Regions from separate parts of the Homo sapiens genome. Here region 2 is linked to region 1. The links are chromatin loops, found by intact Hi-C in ENCODE. Cell type or tissue: heart right ventricle. All regions are shown on one strand. Each heading gives the region's core, and the rest is flanking DNA. Links, peaks and the distances in the headings are about the cores only.

What was found. Peaks named below come from ENCODE experiments on the same cell type or tissue, not always from the same donor. Only the 100,000 strongest peaks of a DNase experiment are listed, where the experiment ranks them.
Region 2: a loop joins it to region 1, with 3 times the contacts of the local background. A loop is called at or near these places in 10 of 110 quality-filtered maps.

What each region holds. Positions count from the first base shown.
Region 1 is chr3:190,858,037-190,873,912 of GRCh38, forward strand. It overlaps GMNC (geminin coiled-coil domain containing), which reads right to left and starts at 4,658. Exons shown (of 5, transcript NM_001146686.3): 1 at 4,577-4,658; 2 at 2,648-2,822; 3 at 892-980. The coding sequence starts at 4,579. In heart right ventricle, for the core only: no CTCF peak of the experiment used is centred there; a DNase peak (open chromatin) is centred at 4,775; H3K4me3 peaks cover 2,347 bases; H3K27ac peaks cover 1,922 bases.
Region 2 is chr3:190,798,562-190,814,437 of GRCh38, forward strand. No RefSeq gene overlaps it. Among named protein-coding and RNA genes, the nearest start is that of GMNC, 56 kb to the right of the region's middle. In heart right ventricle, for the core only: no CTCF peak of the experiment used is centred there; a DNase peak (open chromatin) is centred at 9,310; H3K27ac peaks cover 2,257 bases.

The DNA of each region.
Region 1 (15,876 bases), core at 1,454-9,453:
GAGAGGCCTAAATTAAATCTACATCCCCCTAATGCCTAGTTGTTCAGCTTTGTGCTCTGAATGTTCATTCATTGCAAAGCATTTGGAGAGATTATAATAGACTTTTAAAATTGTAACCACAAGCGAATCAGGTAGATATGAAGGAAAATGAGCTGCATGCAACTGTTTAAATATAGAAAATGATGTTTAGGAAGATGTTGCTGGACTCCTTCCTTGCACTTCTAAATAAATAAATAAAAAATAGAGGTGGGTCGCCTTTTTTCAGCCTCAAATGGACCTGTCTGTATGTCCACTAGGTTAAATTAAATATAGAAAATGATGTTTAGGAAGATTTTGCTGGACTCCTCCCTTGCATGTTTAAATAAATAAATAAATAAAAATAGAGGTGGGTTGGCTTCTTTCAGCCTCAGATTGATCTGTCTGTATGTCCACTAGATTAAATTATCCTTCAGGGGCAAAACTGACACAACATGTAAAAAGCAATCTTAGGAAAATATTTTATAATCATTATGTCTTCTCCAAGTATTAGCTATGCTTATGGTTTAAAAATACTGTCACACTCATTATATCATTCGATCTTTTCAAACGCTCTCTGAGATAGGCAGTACAAGGTTTACAATTCCATAAATGAGGACAAGGAAAAGGATTCAAGGTCATACGGCTAAAATGTGTAAAGTGAGAGCTTGACTGCAGGCCTTTCTAGAGTGTCTTGCTTGTTTTTCTTTTCTCTGACATTGATCATCTAACTTTGATCTCTCTTTGGACACACCAGTCACTTTGGTTCTAAACTGAGTCAGCATGAATTTCAAAAGGGAAAAGAAGCAAGATATTAGCAGTGGGGAATGGACCACATAGAACATGACCAGTCTCAATGTTCTGACTTACACATACCTGCTTATTTCTGTAGAGCTGAGAGGAAAGCTGAGCCTCTTCCCATGAGCACAAGTCCGGAAGAGGAAAATTTGAGTCACTGAATGATTCTGTGAAAATACAAATAGATAACTGAGAAAATAATCTTGTAGTTTCTGTGTAATAAAGAAACTTATCAAATCAAATCAGAAAGTTTAATAGGTTCAATTATTTTTCTTAAACAGCTATTGCTGCCATACAGGAAAACAAGACATTTAAAGTTTTTTAGAAAAGGCAAGCAAGCTGTGAGAGACAAATATTTATATGCTGTATGACATAGCAGTTAAAAAGGTAAATTTTTTTAAGCAGTAAGGGGTCACATTCTTGCCTAATATATGTATTCCTGCTGGATAAATTAAAGACTGTCCAGTCTTTGTCATTAATTTATGCAAATACTTATTGATCTCCCCCAAACTCGGCATAACATTGTAATTCCATTATGTTTTTCTAGTTTTTATCTTATTTTCTAAGTTTTAGCACTTGATAATGTACTGTTTGGCTCTATAATTAAATTCTAGTCTGTAATGCTACTAGTTTCTCTGCCTGTCTGCCTGCCTGTTTTAATCTAACGGACTGTATTTATTTGGAATTTTATGTGGTAGCACTTTCTACTTTAAAACAATTTGGACCTTGCTTCTTTGAAGATCTTAATGAAAATCTCAAAACTGTGCCCAGACCTTATCTGTTTCAACTGTCCTAATCTGTATATTTTATAAATGTTTTTTCAAAGTGCCTTTTCCCCCCATATTTGACAGTCAGCTCTATCTATCAATAAAAAACTATGGTTGGGCATACTAACCAGGTCTACTTTTACTTTCTTTTCTTCATCTAGTACAGTTTAGACTCTTGTCCTTCTCTGGTTATATTGTTGATACTGAAATATTTTTGATTAAAGTGAAATGATGAGTAAGGAGATAGGAATAAAATGGCATAAGTAGTTTGGGTTCACATTCTTGGGCATTTTGTTTTTACTGTTGCTTGTAGTGGAAAGCTAATATTCAACAATGTCCTCCCTGACATTTAAGTGTGCTTTTAATATTTGGGGTTCCTTTGTTTGTGTCTTTTTAAAAAATAAAACAAATCATGTAGCAGAACCAACAGTATGGATATTTAATTCTGGGGTGTCTGAGAATTCTTTAAGAAACTTGAGTGTTTAACACAGACATTTCTTTAATATTTATAAATACTGCTGGTATGCCACAGATCAAGATTAATATGTCATTTTACATCAATGCTATAGTTCTCTCCAAAGTTGAAGCTTTTTGTGTGTGTAAAAGGGAATCCTTTTTCAACTTCTAACACACTATCCATGGAACTTCCTCTATGAAATAAAAATTAAGTTAGTATTTCTTGCTTTTCTCTCAAACTCAGGGAAACTTTCCTGAATTCCAAAAGAAGTGTTCCAACTGGTATCCTCATTCCAAAGACATTCTGCTGGTGTGTTGTTTATAAAACTTTGATCCAGACTCACACTCCCTCAGTGAGATAGGACTCTCCAAGAACTGTAAATTGTAGGGAGAAATACATGCTATCCAGTGGGCAAGGTAAAGAATCCCATTTTCACTATTTGGCAAGTGTAAAGCAGCAGGCTTTATGACTGTAAAAATCAGGAGTCCTTGGGTTTACTTAAATTTTCCATATCGTCCCTTATTCTAGAGTCCCAGCCCATGATGCTCCGCAGCCACGGGTATGGAAAAGAGCTCCAGATCTATCAGGGAAGCAGAAGAGCAGAACTTACCCTGTGCCTGTGGTGCTTGTTGGAGCTCTCTGTTGTCCAGGAGACCAGCAGCCCAGAAAGAGACCCAAGTCTCCGTGGAAACGTCAACACTAGATTCTGACGTTGTAGTGGAATACGGGCAATTATAGCTCTGGCCTCCTACAAAGTACTGGTCTTGGCAAGGCAGAATGGTGTTCTGTGAAATTCAGTATGGGGGGAGTGAGGGGTCCCAAAAGATGGGGTGATGGAGATTTAGAAGGGGGAAAGGGTGGGAGAAATACCGAAATTACATGCAGTGAAATATAAAGAAAAAAAATCAGAAAAGGTGTTAAGTATAGATCCATATTAATTTTGGGGTGGTCAAATTATAATTACTAAAAGGGAATGAGTTTCTTGGTTTACCCAGAATTTCCCTTAGGCCCTCTGAGCAAAAGAGCAGACTAGCATTGAATGGGTGAAATTTGTACATATCCAGGAGGATTGTCTGTTGCAACGACCAGCCCATCTAATAGTCTACCCAGATCTAAATAAAGGGAATTCTACTTAATGATTCAAAACCATAAGAACTATTTGGTTCTTTCTGCAAATACCTTAATTATATTTCTAAAACTCCTGAAGGACAAAGAACGCAGAATGCTAAAGCTGAAATGGATGTGACATAATATAGACTAACGTCTTCATTTTTGTTTCTGAATCATACTTGCCTTATTCCTTCCTTTTTCCTCCGTCTGACCTAACATACTGCTGGCTCATAGTCCATCAATCTATCTGTCTGTCTGTCTGTCTGCCTATCATCTATCTATCTATCTATCTATCTATCTATCTATCTATCTATCTATCTATCTATCTCTGTCCCAGAGATAATTAAAACATTTTGCTCCCAACACTAAGCACAGGACCACAAAGCTGCTCCAAGTAAACGTATAATCAAAGCTGAAAGAAGTTCGTTAGCAAAGACAGCAAGCTCTAGTTCTGTCCATCACTAGGGCTCAGTGCCCCTCCAAAGTTATCTTGCCATTAACTGGCATGTATTCTCCACTGTGTTCTGATCCAGTGAACACTCTCCTGCCTTCCACTTCTTGAACCTCAAACACACAGTCTTTCCATACGTCCAGGCAGGGGCAGGTATGCAGCCTTCCTGGGTTAATTTGTACAACACCAAATTTAAATTATTTGTCAATGTTTAATCAGGTAAAAGCCATTCATTTTAGCAGAGCCCAGCTTTGGAAAAACTCTTTTTGACTACTACAGGGCTTCTTTGGACATTAACATAAACAGAGAGAAAACAAATAAGAAGAAAAAAGAGAAAAAAAAGTTAAGTCAATTCAATCGCACTTTGTTAATGTTCTCGGTAAATTAAGTTTTGAAAAATTCCAGTTCTGAAGCAAGTCCAGCTTGGGCAGTGCAGACCAAAGAAATTCAGCCAAAAGTTTATCAAGTGCAATTTTCTTTTATTTTAAAAGCATGTTTGCAGACTCTTTCCCTGAGGTTTTTTATTTTTTATTTTATTTTTTGGAATCAGAGCTAAGCTATTATGCAATTGATACCTGAGAAGAAAACAAACTTCAAATATCCCTAGACAAGTTCATGTCCAAGTGTTTGCAAATATATGCATAATCTAGAGGAAGAGGTAGAATGAAAAGTGAGTGCAGGTGGAGGGGGAAGTTGGGGAGAAAGTAAGGAAAGTAGTAATAACAGAAAGAGAGAGAGAGGGCGAGAGAGAGAAAGGAGAGAAAGAAGAGGGAGAGAGGGAGAGAAAGAGAGAGAGAGAGAGAGAAAGCAGATAGAGGATACTAAAAGAGACACAGGGCAGCAGAGAGGATCTGTTTTAACTGGCGGGTAGCGGAGAAATCTTGCTCCGAAGGTGGAATAAATTCTAAATGCAAAGCTTATTAACTTTCAGAGACCCAAGTTTGCCAGCGGACTAGCTAACGCCAGTTCCTCACTTACCATCTTGCAGTGGAAGAAAGCGCTGCAGAAACTGAGCCCACTCAATTTTTCAGTAAAACCAGTGGGAGCTTTAAATGAGACTGAGGGGAGGAGCTAGGAGAGGCGAGTTCTAATCTGCGGGAGCTCCCGGTGACGCCCAGAGCTCCCGGCGAGCGCCGCTCTGTGATTTGGTGAGAGGCTGTCAAACCGGTGACGTGAGCCAGGAGTCACCCAGCAGAAGACAAAGTCACTCGCGCTCTGGGCGGCCACCGCGCCGGGACCAGGGACCTGCCGATCTGGCCACCGGCCGTGGGGCAGAGGCAGGACCTCCGGCCCTCTCGCTCCGGGTGCGCGGCGCTGCTTCACACCCGGCCCCAGTGTGGACTCGCCGCGGGCGGGGAGACGGGCGGGGAGACGGGCGGGGAGACGGGCGGCGACCCCGCAGCCGGGACCGAGGCGAGGGCCGGGCTCCCTCCCGCTCCACGCGCAGCGCGGGGCAGGGCCGAGCCGGGCCGGGCGAGAAGATGGTCCAGGTGCCTGGACGTGGGGTAAGAAAAGCCCAAACCGGCATCACAGGGGTCAAGGGACTCTTTAGGGAAGCCCATCTAACTGGCCCCAGAGTTAGTATGCTTCCTGTGTATTTTTTTCTGGCTACGCGATAACAATATTAACTTGCTGTATGACGTTGTCAATTGACTTTTTTTTTTTTCTATTGGGTGTGTCTTACTTTCCCCTATTTCTGAAATGAGTGTTAAATATGGAGGTGATATATATCCATCCTGGAATGTAAGCTTCACTGGAATAGCAATTCCTGTTTATTTTGTTCCCTGCTGTCTCCAAAATACCAGAAACGCTTTCTCACATGTAATAAGTGCTCAACAAAGATTTGTAAAAACAATTAATTAAGTTACAAATTTCGGAATCCAAGTATCTTTTTATATTGTACCTTTCTTCACATTATAATAAAATAAATGATTATAATTAAGAAAACTTGGTGTATGTTAATATCTTTCAATTAAAGCATTTGATTTCCTGTCTTTTCTCTTACCTTTTATTCTCACAGTTCCTATTATATCTAGAGGAGAAAGAGGAGTAACACCATCTTTAAAACCATTTAGCCACCACTAATAGCCAACTTTTATTTCAACTTACTAACGTAATAGATATAAAGCAATTTACATTAACCCTGGGAGGTAGGTACTCTTATTGTCTGGTATAACAGGTTGACTGATGAAGCACTAACATTAAGAAATTTCACCAATGATTATACAGTTAAGAAGTAGCAGACTTGGGATTTAAACCCAAGCTGGCTGAAGCATCCATGCTCCTAGCTCCATGTATGTGGTATCTGACCCACCTTGGCTTATGTCCACTGCACATTATAGACATTTATGTAATGGTTACTCTTATGGGTGGGTTGTGTTTCCCCAAATTCATATGTTGAACCCCTAACCCCAAAGTTACTGTATTTGGAGATAAGGCCTTTAAAGAGGTAATTAAGTCTAAATAAAGTCATATGTGAGACCCTAATCCAATAAAACTGGTGCCCTTATAAGGGACACCAGGGGTGGCACACACACAGTAAAGGCCATGTAGGGGCACAGTGAGAAGGCACCTGTCTCCAAGCCAAGAGCAGATGCCTCAGGGGAAGCCAACAACCCTGCCAACACCATGCTCTTGAAATTTCAGCCTCCAGAATTTTTGGGGGAAAAAAAAAATTCTGTTGTTCAATCTATCCTGTCTATGGTATTTTGTTATGGTAACCCTAGCAAACTAACACCAGACAGGGAGTAGGAATTGAGAAAACTTCTGAGCCTGTTCTGCACAGCTCTTTCTCTAAAATACTTTTGACTGTTATTTATTTTTCCTTGAACTATACTTATGACCCACAGCACTTAACAAGGTGACTAGCACACAGCAGATACGTATTAAGTGCTCTGTGTCCAAATTTAAGAAAAGAATAGATGATGAAGACGAAGAAGGTGCCAGACTTGTTGGGGCCCTTTCCTCCTGTTCCAATGCTGTTTATTTGCAAGCTTTCTTTTTTTTTTAGACGAAGTCTTGCTCTGTCCTCTCTCACCAGGCTGGAGTGCAGTGGCGCGATCTTGGCTCACTGCAACCTCTGCCTCCCAGGTTCAAGCGATTCTCCTATTTGTAAGCATTTTTAAGTGAACAGTACCAGGTTTGGGTGTCACTGCCTGGAAAATAGGTGAACTGGCTTATTCTACATGGACTCATTTCAGAGAGTGACATGAGTGGTCCCCTCTCCGTCCTCACTGCATATTGAGCAAGGATGCACTGGCAGTATCACCCTGACATCAGAAAAGGAAACCGATCAAAACCCATTTAAGTTGTAAGAATCAGTGATTTTGCTCAGGGCAAAGAACTCATGTTTGTAGTCCTCCCAACATAGAGTCTGTCTGGCAAAACCCCAGTTAGTTTTGTGATGAGCACCAGGAGCAGAAAAAAAAGGATCCAGTTGTTTTACTTTTTTGTAAGCTGTCACAAATGAGACATGAGCCTCTGAGAGATATAATTTCTTGGGCCTGAAAATGATACAAAATAGGCAATTGAGCAAACACAGTATGAAAACAGACCATAGGCTTTCAATCCAAATATACCTGGATTCCAATTTCTTCTCTACTCTCTGAAATTGAATCACCTGGAATTATATTATCAAAGACTCTAAATCCTCAGTTAACTCATCTGGCAAATTAGGAAAGCAATACATACCCAAAAGGTTTATTAAAAAGCTGACCACTAATGCTTACAAAATTACTATTTTACTGTCTATGTATTCATGATGTTAGCTCTTCTTACTATTAGATATAGGGAATTCTGCCTTTGATCATATGCATGCTGCTGTGCTTTTTTTTTTTTGGTAAAAGCAACTATAAATGAGAGGTACATTTGTAAAATAACGTGTTTTTTTTTTTTGAGGGCTAGACATATTTTTCAAGAGTCTTTGATGACCTTTAAACACACAAGTGTTTTACAAATCATTAACTACTTCAGCTTACTAGGAGTGGGAGTATAGATAGTGATTCAGAAACCCTGAAGTTAAACAGTGAAGAAGTATTAACAACTGAACATAAATCAGAAGATAAAGCTTTCTTAAAATCGTAACAGATGGAAAATATTTTAAATTCTTCAAATTTGATTTATGTACATCTTAAGTATAAGCCTAATTATTATTATTATTATTGGTTTGACAATTTTTTTTGAAAAGTGCATCAAGTAAACAATAATGTAAAATCTTTTGGCAGTTTTGTTTTCATATGTATGCATGAAGTGCATCTTTCTTAGTGTGTAGATGTAACCCATATAGATGATTTTCTTCTGTGAACAAGAAGATCAGTTGAATACTGCCTTTTGTATTGTGTCTAAAGGGATAGTGTTAAGCGGTAGGTGACTAATAACAACCTAGTTGTTGAGCCATCGTACCGCCCCCGCCAGGGCAAAAATATATTAAAAAAGATAGGAGGTAATTTGACCTGCACACAAACCAAATCTGCAGACAGGAAAGGTAGAGTGTGATCAGAGGTAGACCTAGGAGACAAATAGATTGGCACATGGACTGTTCATGCATTTCATCCCCGGAGAACGCTTTATTTGATTACCCCATTCGTGGATTCTGTAACATATATAATAAAGAACAATTTTTAATTTCTCTTTACAAACATAGCTTTTTCTCATAGCTTCAATAGCTGACCCTCCAGGCAAAACACAAAAACAAAAACACAAAAACAAACAAACAAAAAACCCACAGCATTTCTGCTTTCACTTGTAGGTGAAGAAAAATGTATCCTTAGAGAAAATTCAGTGCAGTAGATGGTTTTCATTGTAAGATTTAGCATTTGCATTGTTTAGAATATCTGGAGAACCATGACAGATTCAGTTTGTTGACCCGTAGTTACTAAATGTACCCCCACCAAAGTGATGTGCAGAAATCAATCATGTTGATATTGATAGAGACTTGTCTACTACCTACTACTACCTGCCAGTAACATAGCTTTCTGGTAGCCTTCATGTATGTACTTATTTATGCAGTGGTAAAAAACTGTTTCTACATGAACAAAAGGCATTGAAGAGCAAGTCAACTGTTAATTCTGGCATTAGAAAAAGTCAAGAAAACTATATCAGGCTATTGGCCAGGAAACAGAAAGAACTTAGGTAACCTAAAAAGTGAAATGTTCCATTTGGGCGTAATTCAGATGAGCTCTATATGGAAATGTGATGTGTGTATGTGGAGATTTATAATACTGTTTTATTGGATGTTTCAGTGAGAATGCATTTTAATAACTTTAAAACTATCTAGTCCTTTATTTATTGACTCATTAAGTGATTGCTTAATTTTTCAGTTATATTTTATTGCATTTTATTAAGGAAAATTACATACTAGAGTGATATTCACAACTTTCAAGATTCTCAGTCTAAGCGCATATATTTTAAATATCACCTATCTACTTTATATTTTTCTGGAAAATGGATACAGATCTATATTCATTGTGCAAAATGAAGCAAACCTTTACTGTAGTTGGTAGCATTGCTTTATGGCTTTTCTCGTAAGATAACACTTCAAAATAATATTTGCAGGCAAGCTGGAGTAAATAGTTGAGGATTTTCCTGCCTGTTGACAGCAATGTGAATCCCCTAAATCCTACCAGGCCAGCCCCAAGGACAGGAAGACTCAGTATATCAAAGGCCTGTAATCTATTGTGCCTTACTGCATTAGTTGGGAAGCTCTTCTCTGTATAACCTATCTGGCCAGATTGGAAGAAAATAATCTCAATACTACTATGAAAATACATACAAAACAGTAAAATTTAGTTTGTATTGCCACAAGGTTAGAGATGGAAACGGAAATAAAATAAAACAAATACAGTTCTACTTCCCTCACTTTATCCCAACTGCATTAGAAAATAATTACAATAAGGCCAAGCCTGGTGGCTCATGCCTGTAGTCCCAGCACTTTGGGAGGCCAAGGTGGGCAGACCACTTGAGACCAGGAGTTCAAGACCAGCCTGGACAGCATAGTGAAATCTTATCTCTACAAAAAAAAATTTAAATATTAGCCAAGTATGGTGAGGCACACCTGTAGTTCTGGCTACTTAGGAGGCTGAGGTGGGAGGATCACTTGAGCCCAGGAGTTTGAAGCTACAGTGAGTTATGATTGTGCCATTGCACTCCAGCCTGGGCAACAGAGCAAGACCCTTCCTCTAAATAATGATAATAATAGTTGTCATAATTAATATACATCAGAGGCATGCTAGTCCAATTATAATTTGAAATAAAATGAATTTCTGCTTCCGGAGCACCAGTATTTCCACAAAGTTGGTTTTTGTGCTTTCATTGCTCATGAAATGCGTCTTAGGGATTTTTGATGGACAGATGAATGGATAGATTACTGACAAAGCATTAAAGTTCTGAAAGGTACATTGGCACTGGACATGGCATCCAATTTTATTCTGAAGATAATAGAAATGAAAGGGTTACTGCCTAGTTTCTTTAAAAAAACTTAATTAAGAGTGTAATAGAAAAATAGGACAACTGGGACCTAATTCGTCTAGCCCTGAAATTATCAGACAAACTGAAATAATGTGACTTCTCTCATGAAAAGAAGACAAAGAAATACATTTAAATATAAAATGTTAAGCTATACCGAAGCTATAATTTCATGTTTTTTAATCTATAAAATCTGTGAAGTAGTAACTGAATTTTTATTAACCTAATAATTTGTGGCAAAATTATCTAATTTACCAACTAAAACAAATAAAAGAAATTTACTTAAAAATTGTATTAGATTGGTGAAACTTGATAATTTCTCTGTTTTCTACATTTAGTCTTCACAAAATGAAAGCATAATGCCAACCTGTAGCCAGTGGAAGTATTCGTATATTCTAAAACAATATTAGAAAAATACATAATTGCTATGAAATTCGTAATGCTAAATGTCATTAAGATGAATAAAAGTATCATAATAAAGTACTCTGTCAACAATAAAGTAAAACTCCAGAAACGTCTATGATGTTAGATAAAGAGGGCCATGTTGAAAACAGTGCAAATAATCTTTTTGTTTTCTTTATCCAACCAGAAGCTTTTCTGCTGCCACCTTTGGGATAGCGGTATTAGCACTGCATGACCAAATCACAGCCAGTAATGTTAAACTAACAAATGCATTTCAACAGCTTCATTTGTAGATAAGAGGACCCCCAAAGACAGGCAAGCAAATTGACTAAGGTCTTTAAAAAATCGTTTATTGTCCTAGAACACAATTGGGAAAAACTCAAATTGCATATTATAGAATTGCATATTTTAAAACATTTTTATTAGCAGTTATTTTTGTGTATTCTTTAGTAACAATTTATACATATCTCAATATGTATAAATATATGTGCTTATATATTTGCATGTATACATATGCATGTATATGGAGTAATCAGTGAAGTCCACTGCCTTGAAATATATACAGATGGAAATGTACAGATGCTGGGAAACGAAGACTACTCTCTGCACCTAATTTTTCTACAAAGGGGCAACAATTCCTAGGAGAACAGATTTATTTGATTGGTGAGATTGAAAGAAGAAAAGGAAGAACTTTTTTACCATTTTAATGTAATTGTCTACACGGCACATGCTCTCTCTGCTTCTCCTGAGGAAAGCTGACAGAGTAGGCTCTGACCCAACTGCAGTTGTGTGTGGCCACCCAGTGTCACCATGATAAAGTGAGTAAATCTATTTCTATTCAGAAGTGCATATTAGGTAGCCTACTAAAACTATGTGTGTGTATATATATACATACTATACATAAGTGTATATATATATACACACACATATATAGTATAGTATATATAGCAGATGTATAAAATATATGTTATAGTAACTGTGTGTGTGTGTGTGTATATCTTTAGTAGGCTATCTAATACGCATATGTGTGTGTATATAGTTTTAGTAGGCTACCTAATATGCATTTATAGATATGTTGTGTTTTACAGTCAAGCTTTTATTTAACGATAAAGATAACTCTTATTCCCAAGTATCTGTCTTTTGTGTCTATTGCTTTTTTCTTAGCTCAGGAGAGAAATAAGTGCTATAAGCGTGGGTTTTTGTGTGTGTGTGTATGTATATATCTTTCTTTATGTATGAAGAATCATATATTTTGTCATAAAACAAAATAATCAAGAGAAAAAACGTACCTATAACATTCATCCATCTGCAAATATATTTCAAAACTTTAAAATATCCATATCCTTTAAGCCAGTAAGCCCAAAATAATTTATAAAATTATAAAAATAATACATTTGAGCAAAAATAATGTACAACTTTGTTTATTGCACCATTATACTGAACATTTGTGAACGTTTTAAAATGTTCAGTAAGAAACTGTTTAAATAAATTACAATATATATCCATAGTACAGATTGCATATTTACAGAACATGTTTTTGAAAAAAAAATTAAAGACGTAGAAAAATGACATTATGTTACTTATATTAAAATGTATGCAAATATATTCATACATATTAAAAAGCAAAGGGAAAATATACAAGCATGTTAATAGTGTTTATTGTTTTGTAAGAGAAATGTTGTGACAAAATTATTGAAGAGGTTAAATAGAACTAGTTCCAATAGTTACAATTACCAAATTGCCGGATTTCAGTTTAAAAAATAAACGTTTGTAACTCTCAGTACTATGTAAACATAGAACCTGATACCCTGTAACTGGTGAGCTCTTTGTCACTAGAGGAATTCACTAAGAGGGTGGATTACTGCTAGTCTCATATGGTTTATATTATACTCATACACCAATAGTGCCAAAAAGATATGCTCCTTAAAATTATTTCTAATTCTCAGAACTCACAATTTAATACGATTTTGAGATTAGAAGTCTGTCTTTGTAATTAATTTCCATGCATATCTTTAAACAGACAGGAGAACTTCTGGCTCTTTTTTATATAGGGATAGCTTTGCTGAGATTTAATAGAACTTCCATGGCCATGAAGGGTGATCAGGAAGACAGGAAGAAGCAGCCGTGAGTGAGAAGGCTGATAGTAGAGTAGAATCATTGCTAATCTCCACTACTATAGCATTCTTTCTTTCCTCCATTCTGAGTCCCTAGGTTCTCAGAACTGGTCATGAAAAGCAGGGAAGCACATTGAGTGAGAGGATATATTGAGTCTATTCCAAATCTTAAGGGTTTAAGTTTTAGGAAAGCAAAAAAGAATTTTGAGTGCAGGACCTTCATGGGTCATGTTACACTAGGTCAGAACTTATCAGGGTTCAAGGGGAAGTTAAAAACCACCAAGTTGAATCTTCCTCCCACACTGATGTTTTGATTATGCCTTTGGGAACTTCGGAGTGTGAGCAGACAGATTTGAAGAAAACTGAAAAATACAGTTTAAAGGGGCCTATAGGAGGGTGGAGAGTGGGAGGAGGGAAAGGATCAGGAAAAACAACTAAGGGGTACTAGGCTTAATACCTGGGTGATGAAATAATATGTACAACAAACCTCCATGACACAAGTTTACCTGCATAACAAACCTACACATGTACCCCTGAACCTAAAATAGAAGTCAAAAATATATATAATAAGTAAAAACAAAGAATATGAAAGAAAATGCATCAAAAGGTGAACAATCAGAAGAAGAAAAGAATGTGAAGACAGCTTTGGTTAAATCTTTGTTTTGCTGAGACTAGTAAACCACAAATAAAATATTATACTTTTGTTCTTTGTGGAACAATGTTTTGTTGTCTCATCTTTTGCCCTCCTTTAACTACCACTTCCCTGTAGGCATCAGCTTGCACTATTCCTTCTGCATTTGAAGTGTGACTATGCCCTAGATGAAAATGTATCTACTAAACAGAGAAAATGCTACATAGATGATGGAGCTCAAAAAGTACTTATTCTACATAAAATCAGAGTCTGAAACAAAAACTCAAGGCAAAAATTATAGGGCCACAGATTGATGGTCAATAGTTGTAGTTAATGGAATTGTCAAAAAATAAACAATTTTTCTTAAGTAGTAGGTTTTCCATTCCTGAAAGTGTTCCATCAAAGGCCAGATGGCAGACTTTAGTGAATACAAGCAGGAATTCATTCAAAGAGTAACTGAGCTCTTCTTCAATTTTATTCTACATTATATAATTACTGTGGATAAAGCACTGAACAGAAGAGACATGGCTGTCTTGATGGTGTTTATACTTAAGGGAAAATATTACACACTTATATATGTAAACTAAAATAGTGATAAGTGCAATGAACAAGGAATTGTAGGGTGCTGTGGATGTGTTGACCTGTGCTCCTACCCATTTGACCTGGAGGAAGGAAGCTGGGAGTAGACTGAGGTGTCAAGGTATATTTTTCTGACCAAATGACATCTTACCAAAACTTGAAGAAAGAGTAGGAATTAAACCGGTGGAGAGGGAGAGGGAGAGAGAAACATACAACAGAGAGGACAAAACACATACTCAATGGTCCTGATACGTATATCAGAAATGAAAGCCGTGGTGAATAATAGGGCTGGAGCGATAGGTTAAGACTAGGTCACGCAGGTGCCATGCTCTATCCTATGAGCAATGGAAAGTTATTGAAGGGTTTTAACTAGGTACGCGAAGGCAGATTTGTTTTCAAAGCATCAAATATTTGGTGAAATAATGGTCTTTCAAATAAATATGAGAGTCTACAAAATAGAGGCATTTTCTCCAATCAAGTACTTTGGACAATACAGGTTCCCAAATGCTTCTGCAAAACCAGCTCTCATTTAAAAACAAAAGAAAAAAGTCTTTTAAAATTGATGCTCTTTTATTCCCAAGGATTTAGAACTTTGAATTCATAATTTTTAGAACAGAAGGGGACTTTCGAGATGATCCCATCTGATATTCTCTCATCTCCTGAGACCCACCTGGGCGGTTAATGGAGTTGCTAAGGACCAATTTTTAAGTGAAGAGCTAAACCAGAAACTGGATCTTCGAACTCCCATCTAATCTTGCCATTAATCAATGTTGTTCTTTTGTGGATAGTTAGCAATTTTAATAATTCTTCAGTATTTATTAGGTATTGTCATTTTAAATATGAGATCTTGGGATATTGTGTTTTTATTTTATAATAATTTAGAACAATTAAAAAAGTCATTCTAATGTCTTTCTTTGGCTATTCTAAATATCATGGAAAACATTTATCTAGTATTCTGAAATTAAATTACAGTTGTAATAGCCCTATTGTTTCACCTGTTTAAGCACCATTATTCAGGATGTGATATTCATATTATAAAACATACCATATTTTAGGTGGAGAATAATACATAATAAAATAATAAATAAATGACTTAGGAAACTCTAAAAATTACAATTTAAAAATCTGCAATGGACATGAATGCTCATGAAGAAAATTAATAGTTGCCAATGTGTAAAATTGTTAACCTTACCATGAATTTTTAAATGTCTAGGTATAGTTATAGATAATTTTATAGAAATCATTTTTAAAATTTGTAGCTCACATTGTTGCATCTATAGCAGATTATATTTTTCAAAAATGGCTACAGCAGTATTTCCATTCCCATATGTTCTTTCACAACCTTGCCACTTCCATCAAGAGGCAGAATCTATTTCTCTTTCTCTTGAAACTACAGGAGACTTTATAACTGCTTCAACCTAAAAGAACAGGCAGAACTGTGTAATCTCAGAGGCTGGTTCTTACAGGCAATATGGCTTCTCTTTCCCCCAGTCCCACCCCTGCCTTCTTCCTCCACTGCCTCTCTCTCCCTCCCTCTCAAAGCTCAACCTTGGAACCCAGCCACACTGTTAAGGTAAAAACCAGGCCACATGGAGAGACTTCATTTAGATAGTTGATCCAGTTGACAATTTTAAAAACTCATCCATAATGGCACACATGCAAACACACACACACACACCTGAAAATACTTAGAACTTAGCAGAATGGAATTGGACCTATATGAAAGATATACACACACACACACAGACTCACATATATGTACATACACACATACTTATATAATCTGACATACATTATATATTATATGAATTATATATTATACATGGCATGTAATATATATGTGTATGTATAATCTTATGAGGAATATAAAATATTCTGAACAAATTTAAAAAGTTGTGTGCTACTAGCTGAAATGTGAGGTATTGAGGACAATCTAAAAATAAGCAATCTGGCAAATAACATCTATTAAAATTATAAAACTTTTAACTCAGCAAATATTCTCCTGGAAAAATATTTCTAAGGAATAAATCACCACTACATAAAGATATGAATAGAAATATTTTATTATTTAATGTTACAGAAACAAAAAT
Region 2 (15,876 bases), core at 4,968-12,967, 56 kb before region 1:
AAGAGCTGAAGGAAAGAAAACTTTTAGCCTAGAATAGTATATCTGGTGAAAATATCCTTCAGACATGAAGGAGGAATACTTTCTCAGACAAACAAAAGCTGAGGGATTTCATTAATATCAGACACACCCTACAAGAAATGCTAAAGGAAGTAGTTCAATCAGAAAGAAAAGGACATTAATTAAAAATAAATAATCAACTGAAGGTAAAAATCTTACTGGTAACAGTAAGTGCAGAGAAAAACACAGAATGTTATAACACTGCAGCTGTGGTGTATAAACTACTGTTATCCTAAGTAGAAAGACTAAATGATGAGCCAATCAAAAATAATAACTACAACAACTTTTCAAGACATAGTACAATATAATAGAAATAGAAAAACACAAAGTTAAACAGCATGGGGAAAAAGTTAAGGCAAGTTTTTATTTTCTTTTTGCTTGTTTGTTTATGCAAATTGTGTAAATTTGTTATGTCCAAATAATGGGTTATAAGATAGTATTTGCAAGCCTCACAGTAACCTCAGAACAAAAACACAATAAATACAAAAAAATAAAAATAAAAAGCAAGATACTAAAATCATATCACCAGAGAAAATCGTCTTTGCTAGAGGAGTGAAAGAAAGAAGGAAGAGAAGAACACAAAATGACCAGAAAACAAATAACAAATGGCAGAATTAAGTCTTTACTTATCAATAATAACATTAAATGTAAATGGACTAAAGGCTCCAACAAAAAGACATAGACTAGTTCAGTGAATGAAAGAACACAACTAATTGATCCATTGCCTACAAGAAACATACTTCACCTATACAGACACACATAGACTGAAAATAAAGGGATGGAAAGAGATATTCCATGCCAATGGAAACCAAAAAAGAGCTAAAATTGCTATACTTATGTCAGCCGAAATAGATTTCAACACAAAAACAATAAGAAGAGACAAAGGTCACTGATATGGTTTGGATTTGTGTCTCCGTCCAAATCTCATGTTGAATTGGAAGAAGGCCTGGTGGGAGGTGATTGGATCATGGAGGTGGATATCCCCCTTGCTGTTCACATGATAGTGAGTTAGTTCTCTTGAGGTCTGATGGTTTAAAAGTGTTTGGCACTTCCCCCTTTGCTGGCTGTCTCTCACGCCACCATGTGAAGAAGGTACTTGTTTCCCCTTCCCCTTCTGCCATGATTTTAAGTTTCCTGAGGTCTCCCAGTCATGCTTCCTGCTAAGCCTGTGGAAGTGTGAGTTAATTAAGCCTCTTTTCTTCATAATTTTTCCAATCTCAGGTAGTTCCTTATAGCAGTGTGCAAATGGCCTAATACAGTCCTATATAATGATAAAAGGGTCAATGCAGCAAAAGGATGTAACAATTTTGAGTATATATGAACCCAACACTAGAGCACTCACAGAAATAAAACAAATATTTTTAGAGCTAGAGAAAGAGAGGCTCCAATACAATAACAGCTGAAGACTTCAACACCTCACTTTCAGCATTGGACATATCTTCCTGACGAAAATCAACAAAGAAACATTAGACTTAATCTGCAATATAGACCAATTGGATCAAATAGATATTTACAGAACATTTCATTCAACGGCTTCAGAAAACACATTCTTCTCCTCAGCATCTTAATCATTTTCAAGTGATATGGTTTGGCTCTGTCCCCACCCAAATCTCAACTTGAATTATATCTCCCAGAATTCCCATGTGTTGTGGGAGGGACCCAGGGGGAGGTAATTGAATCATGGGGGCTGGTCTTTCCCGTGCTATTCTCATGATAGTGAATAAGTCTCATGAGATCCGACAGGTTTATCAGGGGTTTCCTCATTTTTCTCTTGCAGCCTTCGTGTAAGAAGTGTTTTTTGCCTCCCGCCGTGATTCTGAGGCTTCCCTAGCCGTGTGGAACTGTAAGTCCAGTTAAACCTCTTTTTCTTCCCAGTCTCAGGTATGTCTTTATCAGCAGTGTGAAAATGGACTCATACAGTAAATTGGTACCAGTAGAGTGGGGCATTGCTGAAAAGATACTTGAAAATGTGGAAGCGACTTTGGAACTGGGTAACAGGCAGAAGTTGGAAAAATGAGGAAACCCCTGATAAATCTGTCGGATCTCATGAGACTTATTCACTATCATGAGAATAGCACGGGAAAGACCAGCCCCCATGATTCAATTACCACCCCCTGGGTCCCAGTCAAAAGTTTGCTGCAGGCGCAGGGCCCTGATGGAGAACCTCTGCTAGGGCAGTTTGGAAAGGAAATGTGGGATTGTAGCTCCCACACAGAGTGTCTACTGGAGCACTGCCTAGTGGAGCTGTGAGAAGAGGGCCACTATTCTCCAGACCCCAAAATGGTAGATCCACCTACAGCTTGCACCGTGCACTTGGAAAAGCTGCAGACACTCAATGCCAGCCCATGAAAGCAGCTGGGAGGGAGGCTGTACCCTGCAAGGCCACAGAGGCGGAGCTTCCCAAGGCCATGGGAACCTACCTCTTGCATCAGCATGACCTGGATGTGAGACATGGAGTCAAAGGAGATCATTTTGGAGCTTTAAGATTTGACTGCCCTGATGGGTTTCAGACTTGCATGGGCCCTGGAACCCCTTTCTTTTGCTCAATTTCTCCCATTTCAAATGAATGTATTTACCCAATACCTGTACACCCATTGTATCTAGGAAGTAACTAACTAACCTGCTTTTGATTTTACAGGCTCATAGGTGGAAGGGACTTGCCTTGTCTCAGATGAGACTTTGGACTGTGGACTTTTGAGTTAATGCTGAAATGAGTTAATACTTTGGGGGACTGTTGGAAAGGCATGATTGGTTTTGAAATGTGAGGATACGAGTTTGGAGGGGCCAGCGGCAGAATGATATGGTTTGGCTGTGTCCTCACCCAAATCTCAACTTGAATTGTATCTCCCAGAATTCCCACGTGTTGTGGGAGGAGCCCAGGGAGAGGTAATTGAATCATGGTGGCCAGTCTTTCCCATGGTATCTTCATGATACTGGATAGGTGTCATGAGATCTGATGGGTTTATCAGGGATTTCTGCTTTTGCTTCTTCCTCATTTTTCTCTTGCTGCTGCTATGTAAGAAGCTCCATTTTGGCTGGGCACAGTGGCTCATGCCTGTAATCCCGGCACTTTGGGAGGCTGAGGAGGGTGGATCACCTGAGGTCAGGAGTTTGAGACCAGCTTGGTCAACATGGTGAAACCTCGTCTCTAATTTAAAAAATACAAAAATTTAGCCAGGCATGGTGGCATGTGCCTGTAATCCCAGCTACTCGGGAGGCTGAGACAGAAGAATAACTTGAACCCGGAAGGCATAGTTTGCAGTGAGCTGAGATCATGCCATTGCACTCCAGTCCAGGTAACAGAATAAGATTCTGTCTCAAAAAAAAACAAAAACAAAAAAAAGTGCCTTTTGCCTCACACCATGATTCTGAGGTCTCTCCAGCCATGTGGAACTCTAAGTCCAATTAAACCTCTTTTTCTTCCCAGTCTCAGGTACGTCTTTACCAGCATCATGCAAACAGACTAATACACAAAGGATAGACCAGATGTTAGGTCACAAAACAAGTCTTAAAACATTCAAAACAATTGAAATAATATCCAGCATCTTCTATGACCACAATGGAATAAAACTAGAAATTAATAACAAGAGGAATTTAGGAAACTATGCAAGTACATGGAAATTAAACATTACATTTCTGAATGACTAGTGGGTCAACAAAGAAATAAAAAAGGAAATTTAAAAAATGTAAACAAATGATAATGGAAACACAACATGCCAACATCTATGTGATACAGCAAAAGCAGTACTAAGAAGGAAGTTTATAGCTATAGGTCTACATCAAAAAAGAGGAAAAACTTCAAGTAAACAACCTAATAATACATCTTAAATAACTAGAAATGCAAGAGCAAACTGAACCCCAAATTAGAAGAAAAGAAATATTATAATAAAGATCAGAGCAGAGATAAATGAAATTGAAATAAAAAATACAAAAGATAAAACAAAAAGTTGATTTTTTGAAAAGTTAAACAAAATTGACAAAAGATTACCCAGACTAACTAGAAAAAAAGGAGAGTAGGGGAGAGAATATTCAAATAAAGTCAGAAATAAAAAAGGAGACATTACAACTGATACTGCAGAAATTCAAAGGATTACTAGTGGCTACTATGAGCAAATATATGCCAATAAATTGGAAAATCTAGAAGAAATGGACAAATTCTTAGATACCTACAATCTATGAAGATTGAACCGGGAAGAAATCCAAAATCAGAACTGACCAATAACAAGTAATGAGATCAAAGCCAATAATAAAATTATCTCAGTAAAGAAAAGCCCAGGACCTGATTTCTTCACTGCTGAATTACACCTAACATTTTAAAAAGCACAAATAGCAATCCTACTCAAACTATTTCAACAAATAGAGGAGAAGGAATACTTCCAAACTTCCACTTGAGCGGATGATACCCCATTCCCCATGATGTGATTATTTCACATTGCATACCTGTATCAAAACATCTCATGTGGCCCATAAATATATACACCTACTATGTACTCACAAAAATTTTAAAAATTTTTTTGAAAACTTTATTAAGTATTTAAATTCACATTTCTGCCATCAGATACTCTCTCTCTCTCTTTCTCTCTCTCTCCTTCCTCCCTCCTTTGGAAATTACAGGTCATTCACGCGGTGCAGTGCAATATTTTACATATTTTAAGGGAATATAGATACCACACAAATTACAAAAGTTAAATTGTTAAATTGGATCTAATGAATTCATAAATTGAACTGTTAGGTGTTTTTTTTAGCCTGGAGTGCTCTGAGGAAATCACTGGTATGTTAAGAGCTTTTGAACCTAGGAAGTTTGGAAACTTCTGATATATATCTCACTGTGAAGAGAAAGGCAGTTGGTACCGATGGCTGAATGGTGGGAAAGGTACATGCGTCATGATTATATTGGTGTAAACCACAAAAATTACAATAACTAATAATGGCTAAAACAAATAGGAGTTGTTTTTCTTAAGAATCAATAAGTTCAGGATAAGGAGTTCATGACTAAAATGTCATCAAGGACCTAGGCTGTCTTGATCTGCTATAAGTAGTGTGTGACTTTCAATGTCACGATCCCAGCCTGGTTACTGCACTCCCAGCATTGCATCAATTATCCAGGAAGGAAACAAAGCAGCTAGAGGTGAACTGACAAACACATTCTAACAGTGAAGTCTGAATTTAAAAAAAAACACTCCCTTAGAAACTAACCTAGAAACTCCTCTTGCATCGTATATGATCCAGAAGAGGTTATGTGGTAATGCTTAATTTCAAGGGAGGAAGAGAAATTAATTTTTGTTTTCTAGACATTCGAATAGAGGAAATTATTTGGGAAGCAGGCAATAAATTACTTTTGAGCACAAGTAACATAGGAAACATCAGTATTCTAATATTTCAATATTATTTCACAGAAGAGCATATTGTCTATAAATGCGCTAATATCCTGTTTGTAAGTTAGCTGCTTTAGTGTAGCACAGAAGGAAGTGATGAAATGTTAAACATTGCTTTTTGGGGGAAGAAAATATCTAGCTTGAGTGCTAAATGAAATAAATCTTTACCATTATGTAGAGGTTCTGTATTTTGTGGTTATATCTTATGCCATCCTATAAAATCCTAATGATTTCTCATAATTTATTGCGGTAAAAATTGTCTGTTTGCTGGACTTTCAATTTTTTGAGCCCTTACCTACACATTGCATGAATAATGTCATATTCAACCAGACAGCCTTCCCAATCCCACCTCATGTACCTTATTGTATAATAATCAAACATCCAGATACGGAAGATTAGAAGATGTTGATGGAAACCTCACTATGATGGACGTTTAATTCACAGGTGAGGTTGGCTTTGCCAGTTTTGAGATAACTGATAAATGTATGAATTTTTGACAGCTGTCAGAATTTTGTGGCTAAATTAATAGTGAATAACTAACATGTTATGAACATGCCACATTTTGTAAGTAGACATAGATATTTAATTCATTCTTTGGACATGAGACAATATCAAGAAGTGAATTTAAGTCAGGGTTTACATTTTATGTACTAAGCTTAATGTCCAGCATTTGACAGGGCATTTATTATTTTGCTAGCTGAATTTCCTTTTAAATAACTTAGAATAAAAAGTACATAGGATGTATTGTGTGCTAGCAGTCTATGTTTGAACAGCTCTGTTTTACATTTGTTTCTACTAGAAGAGTGTAAACAACATCTATCTTTTTATATTTTTATGGTTCGTTTTTGCTTAAAAAACATAAGTTCAAGTCTTACAGATAATTACAAACAAAAATGGAAGCCTTTTTGTGCTGATGTGGGTGAGTACTCTTCTACTCACATCTAGAAATTATTGATAATGTCTTACAAACCCTTTTTAATATAAAGTTGAGCTCAATCATAAAATGTAAAGTTTTCAGAATCAGGAACTAAAGACAAAACTCAAAATCATGAGCTTACACAGTAGTGACCCATGAGATACTCGACTTCAGCTGGCATTCCACTGCTTATGGTGGGAAGAAGGCAGGAGCTTGGAGTTTTTCGCAATGGAAGAGTTGAAACTGGACCCACTTCAAGTAATTTTTTAAAAGTGTTTAGCTATTTAAATCAGTAAACACAGTGTTTACTGTAAATCTAATAGTATTTAGCTAAACAGTTAACATAATTGTGACTATCTAAAATAGTAAATTTACTGTTCAGTTAGTTTTAAATATATGAAGAATTAAAATGATGGCATAGAAGAAATAGAAATAAAGGTTTCTGAAGTCCCTGTTACATTTGGAAAAAGTTAAAAACGTCTGTTAAAATTAGACTTTTAAAAATTAAGAATGTATGCTGTACTTGCTAGGAAAAAACCCTAAAATAAGAAGGCCACGAGATGTAATTTCTTGTCAAAAGGAGTGGAAAATCATTTTTAAATATTTAAAAGATTCAGAAAAGACAAAAAAATTAGATGAAATTGAGTACAGATAAGGTGGACGCTAGGGTAGTACTATATTTAAATAAAAATGTGTCAATAATTTTATTACATGCAAATGACTAATTTCCAAATTCTAACTGTGGTATACATAATTATTATTGAGCTTTAAAAAGCCATTACTACCACTTTTAGCTGTGCAAACATGGGGAGGTTATTTAAAGGTCAAAGAACTAAATATCAACTTTTTCATCTGATCTTGTCTTTAAAATGCATGATTGCTGTATTAAACAAAATTAATAATTAAACATAACTGCATATATTAAAGCTCCCATTACAGTGCTTTGCACATATAAACATTTAAAAATTGTCACTGAATAATAGAATCAAAGGCTGGAAAGTAGCATCCATATTTTGCCACTTGATCTATAGTTTCTCAGAGCTTTTTGCTGCCAAGTAGTGGCAGATTATCCTCTTAATCAGGGGTCAGAGTTGAGCATGTTAGAACATCTTTTATGTGATTTGGGGATTTGTACCTATATGTAGTGCTCTACCTCATTTTAATCATGGGCTTCCAAAGATGTTTCTTCTCCCTTTGTACCGTAATCATGGTACATATATTTTTGCACAGTACTGTTCATAAGGATGTTGTTACTTTTAAAAACTGTAATCTCTTTGTTAACAATAAGCCTAATTTGAGTGAGTGAGAATTACAGTTATAATTCTATATAAATAGAAGAAAAATATTAGACAGAACACAGGAAATGCAACTTCAGTCCTAAGCATTACTGCCTCACATTATCTGCACAACGGTCTTGAGCAAATAATTTTTTTTTACATTGTTAAATGGCTTGAATGGGGATCACTGACTAGGTTGATAGAAAGACATGGTTCGATTGGTTTGATCTTGACATTACATAGAATTTTCTGGTGACTCAAGCTGCGAGACAATAGAATGAGCTGTGTTAGTATTTAATAATTTCTTTGCCAGTGGACTCTTCTCAAGTATAATCTGGCACATTCTTTAAGACGAGATGGGAGGAAATATCAGCCAGCTAGGGTCACTGCTTTTTAGCCTGTGATATTCCGCAACATCATTCTCCCATCTCTTCATGGACAGTTTTGCTATATAGTTTTGGGTATTTAAAACAGAAAGAAATATTTCAAGTTGATTGGATTCTAATGAAGTTAACATTATTTCAGTGATTACTATCAGCCAGAAGCCACAATATAGGAGCTTTTACATTATTGTTACCCAGGCTGAAGTGCAGTGGCACCATCTCAGCTCACCGCAACCTCCACCTCCTGGGTTAAAGTGATTCTCTTCCTCAGCCTCCTGAGTAGCTGGGATTACAGGCGTGTGCCACCACGCCCAGTTAATGTGTATATTTTTAGTAGAGACGGGGTTTCATCATGTGGGCCAGGCTGGTCTCAAATGCCTCAACTCCATGACCTGCCTGCCTCAGCCTCCCAAATTGCTGGGATTACAGGCATGAGCCACTATGCCCGGCTAATTTCTGTATTTTTAGTAGAAATGGGGTTTCACCATATTGGCCAGGCTGGTCTCAAACTCCTGACCTCAGATGATCCACCTGCCTTGGCTTCCGAAAGTTCTGGGATTACAGGCATGAGCCACCATGACCATCCTTTTACATTTATTTATTGAACACTTGTAATAACTCAAAAGATATTATTTTCACAATTTTATGATAACTTAATGACTGCAAACATGTTCATGATGTAATGTTGAGTAAAACAGTAGGAGATATTATGTATGATATGTTTCCAATTATGGAAAACAGTGATTCATCACACCTACTCATCTGTGTGTCCACACTACACACACATACACAATCACCACACACAGAAAAATTGTCAAAATTGTACACACTAAAATGACCATTGTGGCTATCTCTAGTGTCCGAATTATGAAGACCTTTTAATTTCTTTCTTGGATTCTTCTGATTTTCTGCATCATCTACAATGACAAGAATTATTTTCATAATTAGAAAACAGCTACTAGGTTAATGTTTATATAACTATTTAGAAAAATATATACTCAAGATGACAGAGAAAGTAACTAGCAGAATTCAGCAATGTTTCTTAATGTAATAGAGTTGAAGGGAGGGAGTTCACTCTTACCTAAAGCCCAGAATTTTGAGTTGTTTTTTTGTCCCATTATTTTTTTTCTAGGCAAGTTTCACTGCCATTGCTAGAGAGCAGGAGAAAGAATGGCCCATTTGTTTAGTGATGACAAATAGCAGCTTTGGTCCTTACCTGGGAGGCTGTGTCAACCTGGGCCTGCCTTTTGTGTATGCCTATGGGCAGCAAGTAGGGATTCAGTGTGGTAGCTGGAACCTGGCTGGGCTCCAATTTGGCGTGTGTCTATCATTGTTTGGGGAACACTTTGTGCCTGCTGAGGCGCACTCCTCTCTCAGTGACTAGAGCTAAAAAAAACAAAAGCTCCTGGTGCCAAGGCTACCGGCCTTATCTATAAATCACTTATTCTTTCTTCCTGTCTCTTCAAGGGTAGTTTGACCTTAGCTCAGTGCCTGTATAGGCACAACTCATCAATTTTTCACTGACAAGTTAAAAGACCAAGTGCAAATGGCTTCTCTGATTCCTGAAACAGTGTCAGTCTTACATATGAGTACCTTTTTTGACCTATTGGTGACTAGTACCTCCAAGAATATGTGTGTGTGCATGTACATGCTTGTGTGTGTTTACCACTCTGTACACATTACCATTAATCTAAATGTATATAAGAATTCATTTTACTTTTTGTTTTTTTAAGAAATCAGAGTTTCAACAATAGCCAATTCATTCCTGTCTATATCTCCGAATACCAGGATGAAATTTTGAAACAAAGAGAAAGAAAGATAATAGGGCTTTTGTTTCTAATTTTGATTTTTAGTGGAGAAAGTCATTAGTGATTACATAGCTTTACTTATACACTTATAGAGGTAAAAATGAAGACCAGAGAACAAAAGAAGCACTCGAGGTCATAGAGCTAACTCACTGCAGAATACACTAACGTCTTAATCTCTTAGACTCTTTACACCAAATTTTTCAGGGATGGTTATCTTGGTATCATGAAGCACTTGCAAAATGTAATTATATAATCCATCATTATTATTATAATAACTTCCTTAGGAAAAATGACTGGAACCATTAACAGAGATTATCTTGTGGAATAAGATTGCAGGTGATTTTATTACTTTTGCTGTTATCCGAATTTTCTAAAATTTCTATATAAATACTTGTTACCTTAGTGATAATATACATTTTGGCATTTATATTAGCCCTCATTTTCTGAGTGTTCTGCTAGGCGCTTCACATGGATCAGTTTTGTTACTTAATTTTTATAAGCCATCTCAATAATAGGTTCTTGTAAACGTGTATTGAACATAACAGAATCCAAAGGTAACACGACCAAAAGGTTACTCTAAAAACGTACCCTTTCTACTCCTACAATTCTTCTTGAGATGCCTGCTTGACTTCAAGGGCAATGTTCTCCTAGTAACAACAGGTGATTCCAGAGAGGGCTCAAATTTTAATGCTTTTCTAAGAAGCCACATTAAAGTATGAAGAGGAAAGTTTCTATTCTAAATGGGTCTACATTGCTCTCAGGTCACTGACCAGGAACATTTACCCCACAGAGTCAGCAGAGAGGCAGCTGTTCTGGTTGTTTTTTAAATCTGTACAAATAAACAAAGACTTAAAGTGATCAATTATATTTGTACCCATTAAATACTAAACATGAAAGTCTTCAAAATGAATAGTGGAAGCGGAGGAATTTGGTGGTAGGTTTTATGTCTCCTTTTATTTACTAAGATGCCCCCACCCTTTTTGGCTTGCTGTCTAACACAGGACTCAAAGTTGCAAATTAAACAATAGACATCAATTATGCTTTGAGGGGCCCCCCAGCTTGCAACCAGTGTTAATAACTAACCATGAAGACTAAGTATCACTCACACAGACCTTTAGAAGTAATTGTCTCTGTTTCGTCTGGGACAAGAAGGAACACGACTCCCTGTGTTTGGTCCTGCTCCAGCTCATACTTTGCAGTGATGACTTTTGTGTCCAGCATTGGATGTGCCTTACATGTTTCTCATGAGTTAAAATCCCACAACTCATCTTGAATGCCTTTCTGGAGCAGAATAAGATTTAAGGAAACCTACAGGTAGGAGGCTTCTCTTGTAGAATTTGCAGCTCTGGGCTTCAGGATGCTCACCCCTGAATGCACATAGAAGTTGCCAGTGTGTCTTTTGGCCTGCTTCTTGTCTCCTGTAGCTTTTGGGTCTAGAAACAGATATGGCTGTAGTCATTCAGAAACCAAAAAAGCTGTCCAGAGACACATGAGATCATTCGCCAAGCACTACACTCTGACCCTGCGTCGCCTCACTTTGGAGCCAGGTCAGTGAGTGTTGTCTCTTGTACTCTTCTAGGAACTCAGAGTTATCCCCTGAGTGGGGAAGGCTGCTGACCATCACTAGCGTCTTCCCTGGACCTGCTCCCTGACAAATCCACATGCTCTCTGGATTTTGAGTGGCTTGCAAAACTCAATAAAATTCCACCTATGCCCCCAAAGAATTCAAGTGTAATATTAGAGTTAGTAGCCACTGCTATCATCACTGTCAGGAGTCAGAGGTGATAAAAGCTGTTTATGGTTCAGAACCAGATTTATGGATCCACAAACTCTCTGGTGTAGCCTAGAAAAGGTAAGAGAATACTTCTCACCTTTGATATGCAGTCGAAATCTCCAGTCCTTTATTTACGGAGGAGAGTGGCTATTTTTGAACACTAACACAATGACTCTGGCTTTGCTGCCTAACTACGAGGAGAGTTCCAATTTCTACCTGGGCCCAGACCCCTGATTACTGCTCGATGATCCCCTAGGTTATCTCTTCTTTGACCTCCATGACAACAAACCATTATGTGGGTGGTTAGCATTTGCCTGTCTCTGGACCCTGATGTTAGCCTACTACTCTTTTTCTATTACATGTAACTGGCTGATCTTTCATGTCTGCTTGTCTCCCATGGACATCCAAATAACCATCTCTCTGTTTCACCCCTGGTGGAAAAAACATGAAAATCCATGTTTGTGATCTGTATTTGTAAGTCAGAGAGCAGCTTTGTTACCATCAAATGCTATATTTTTATGATATTGACATCCTATAATCAGAATCATTCTTTGGAGCACAGATCAAAGAGAAAACAGAAAGCCACAACAGTTCCCAGTACTGTAATTACAAAACAAAATAAACAAGCAAAACATATGTTGGGCGTTTCATATATTGGGGTACCTGTTCAGTATCAATGTGATACCATGAGTAAATTTTTGTTGTTTCTATTTTGGTCATCAATTTTCTTATCTATAAAAAAAGACAGTTGCACTCACTGTTCTCCAGAGTCCTTCTGAGCACAACTCACCTAAAACCCCCTTTTTAAAACATCAAACTGTATATTAACAGCTAACCTTAAATGAGAAGATAGTCAGGAAAACCAAGTGTGTAATTGTGGCTTGGAGGATGGGATTAGGAGTTGCCCCAAACTGTCCTGTGCTTCCTGTCTGTATCAGCTTCGGTGAGTGCAGAAAAGACTGACCGTGTCTGTGAACACTCACATAGATGTTTTGACTACTTGGTGGTGAGCACACCTCTTTCAGGTAGGATAGGCTCTTTCTCTGAGTCACTGACCAGCCCTTGTTGACTGTAATCATCAGAGGAATGAGAATATTATCCACGGAAAAAGGGATTATTGTTTTTTTCCGAGGATCACAAAGAGACTTGTAAATAGTCCTTTAATTCCATTTTTCTCAACTCAAGAAGATACCACACTTGTAATTCCTGCCTGCAACACAGCTTGGATTGAATTGTCATGAAAAGTGCCATCTAATTTCAGTAGCTAACCATGACTACTAGTGACACTTGTATGTGTTTAGCCTTTCACTGATGTTTTTACATCTATTATCTCACTTTATCCACAGAATAGCACACCAAGGCAGGTGCAAGAGATATGATCATTTAACCGATAAGGAAACTGAGACTCACAGAAGTAAAAGCACTTGTCTGGGTCGCACAACTAAAATCTGGATTTTCTGACTCCAAATGGTGATTTTTCTTCACAATCTCAAATATGGAGATATTTTATATTCTTCCTGATGTCACAGTGCCATCTGTATTCAGTAGCTATTGACCATATATTGTAAGTTCAGATATTATAGTCTATTACATGCCTCTAATAGTACACGCAAAAGCAAGTATGTCATCATGGCGTTCCTCTTTATAATACAAAGTCACTCAGGTGCATCTCTAATAAACGGGATGGTTTCTTGCGGCGGCTTTTGCTAGAGTTGCCTAATACCACCCAGTCAGGGAAAAGGTACACTGGGCAAGGAGGGCTAACCCTGTGCTTCCACTGGAAACAAGCCTAAATCTTTGTACACGTCCGCTATTGATTCCTAATTATCACCAGGAGATGGCGCTGTGCATTAGTAAACATCCGGCTTACAAAAGTACAGGGTTTCAGGGAAAGAATCACTGGGGAGATGGTAAATGAGACAAATGTTTGTGAGGGAAAAAATATTGAACAGCTGATGCAGGACGAAGGCACATTTGTGGGATTTAGAAGATGGAGTATAAAATTGTGACTTTTTCATGAGGCATGTAAAACAATTATTTTGCTGTTACTTATTAGAATATTGCTGGAGAGTCAAATCAAACAGAAATTGTTCTATTCAACGCAATGGGTAGGTGCTCAGTAATACGGGCGAATGTTTGCACTCTGTTGACATCAACCTAGCTCTAGAAATGTTAAATGATTATCCAGTTATTTCCCAATCCGAGAGTTCTTTCTTCTTTGCCCAAACTGCTTACTCCAAGCTGTGTCAGCTATGAAAGTAACCTTTGTCTCTTACGATGATCCTCCTTGTGCTTATTTTTGTATGTAAAAAATTTTAGGCTCATAGCTTTTTAATGAATTTAAGAAAAAAAAATGTGTTCTTGTTTATGTTACTGTTTCAATGAGAGTGAAGTGTTTTCACATCTTGCAGACTTAGAGCCCCCTCGATTTCATCAAGGTCTTGCAGTCTGAGGGTCTAGCAGTGTTGTAGTTTCAGTTTCAGATATACGTCTAAGATTTTTTATTTTTGAGATCTCATAATCTTGCAGTATTTATTCGTAGGTTATTACTTAAAAGAAAGTCCCAAACAAGTGGCCAAGAAATTTAAAAGAAAGTTAAAATGAGTCTAATTAAAGCTGAAATTAACGAAAATTCTGATAACATCAAAATTTTAGCGTTTTGGTGGCCCAAAGTATTTGGGGGCTGAGCCAAAAAGAAAAGAAACAACTACTTTGATTCCTAGTGATTCCATTCTAAGCCCTGCCAGATGGATTAAAGCCACAACATCTCTACAGACATTTCAAATTCTGCTTGAAGCAACAAACTGATCAGTCCTTTACTCTAGCTAACAGAGGAAAACAGAGGAAAGTGGATCACTTCTTAGAGAAAAAGAAACAAATAAAACTATATATATAAATATATGCAGTATATATATTTTATGCATTATACATATTTTATATATATTCATATATTATATAGTATATATACTATACTACATATATACTGTATGTACTATATACTATTATATATAGCATATATGTAGTATAGTATATATACTACATATACTATATATAATATATAGTATATATAGTATATATACTATATGTGATATATATACTATGTATATATGCATTACTTCAGTATTTCCTTTTATACAATATATTAGCATAAAATGAAAATTATAAAACATGAATAAGTAGGAGAATATGACCTATGACAAGGAAATATTCAGTAAATAAAAAGACATTTAACAACCAAATGTTTGAATTATTAGACAAGAACTTTGAAACAATCATACAAATATATTAAAGAATTTACAGGAAAGGACAGATATGATGAGTGAGAAAATAGGACATTGCCGGATAAACCTGAAAGCAATTAAAAAATAGAAAATCTAGAACTAACAAATATAGTATCAGAAATAAAATTATTGAATGTGATTAAAAGCAGATTGAACATAACAGAAGAATGTATCGGTGAACTTTCTGTTTGTTGAGTCAATAGAAATCATCCAATATAAAGCACTCAGAGAAAGAAAATACAGAAGAAAATGGACAAAGTCTCAAGGACTTCCGAGAAACTATAAATTAGTCAAATATAGGTATAAATGGAGAGCTGTGAGGACAGAAGAGAGGACACTGAACAAAGCAGCATTTGAAGAAATAATGGATACAAGTTTTCAAATATGATTTCTGAAAACACAATTTATAGATCCCGGAAGCTCCAACGACAAATTCCAAAGACAGTGAGTGCAACAAACAGAAAAAACTATACTTAAGAATTTCCTAGGAAAGCTGCTGCAAACTAAACATTAAAAAATACAGTCATGCATCACTTAACCATGGAGATACATTCTGAGAGATGTGTTGTTGGTGATTTTGTTGTCATGCGGACCTCATAGTGTGTACTTACACAAACCTAGATGGTATGTTTACTATAAACCTAGGCTATATGGTATAGCGTGTTGTTCCTAGGCTGCAAACCTGTGCAGCATGTTACTGAACCGAATACTGTAGGCATTTGTAACATAATGGCAATTATTTGTGTCTCTAAACATATTTAAACATGTAAAAGGTACAGTAAAATACAGTGTAAAAGGTTAAAAAGTGGTACACTATATAGGGCACTTGCCATGAATGGAGCTTGTAGAAGAACTGGAAGTTGCTCTGGGTGAGTCAGTGAGTCAGTAGTAAGTAAATGTGAAAGCATAGGACATTACTGCACACAACTGTAGATTCATAAACGCTGTACACTTAAGCCACACTAAATTTATTAAAAATGGTTTTCTTTCTTCAATAATAAATTA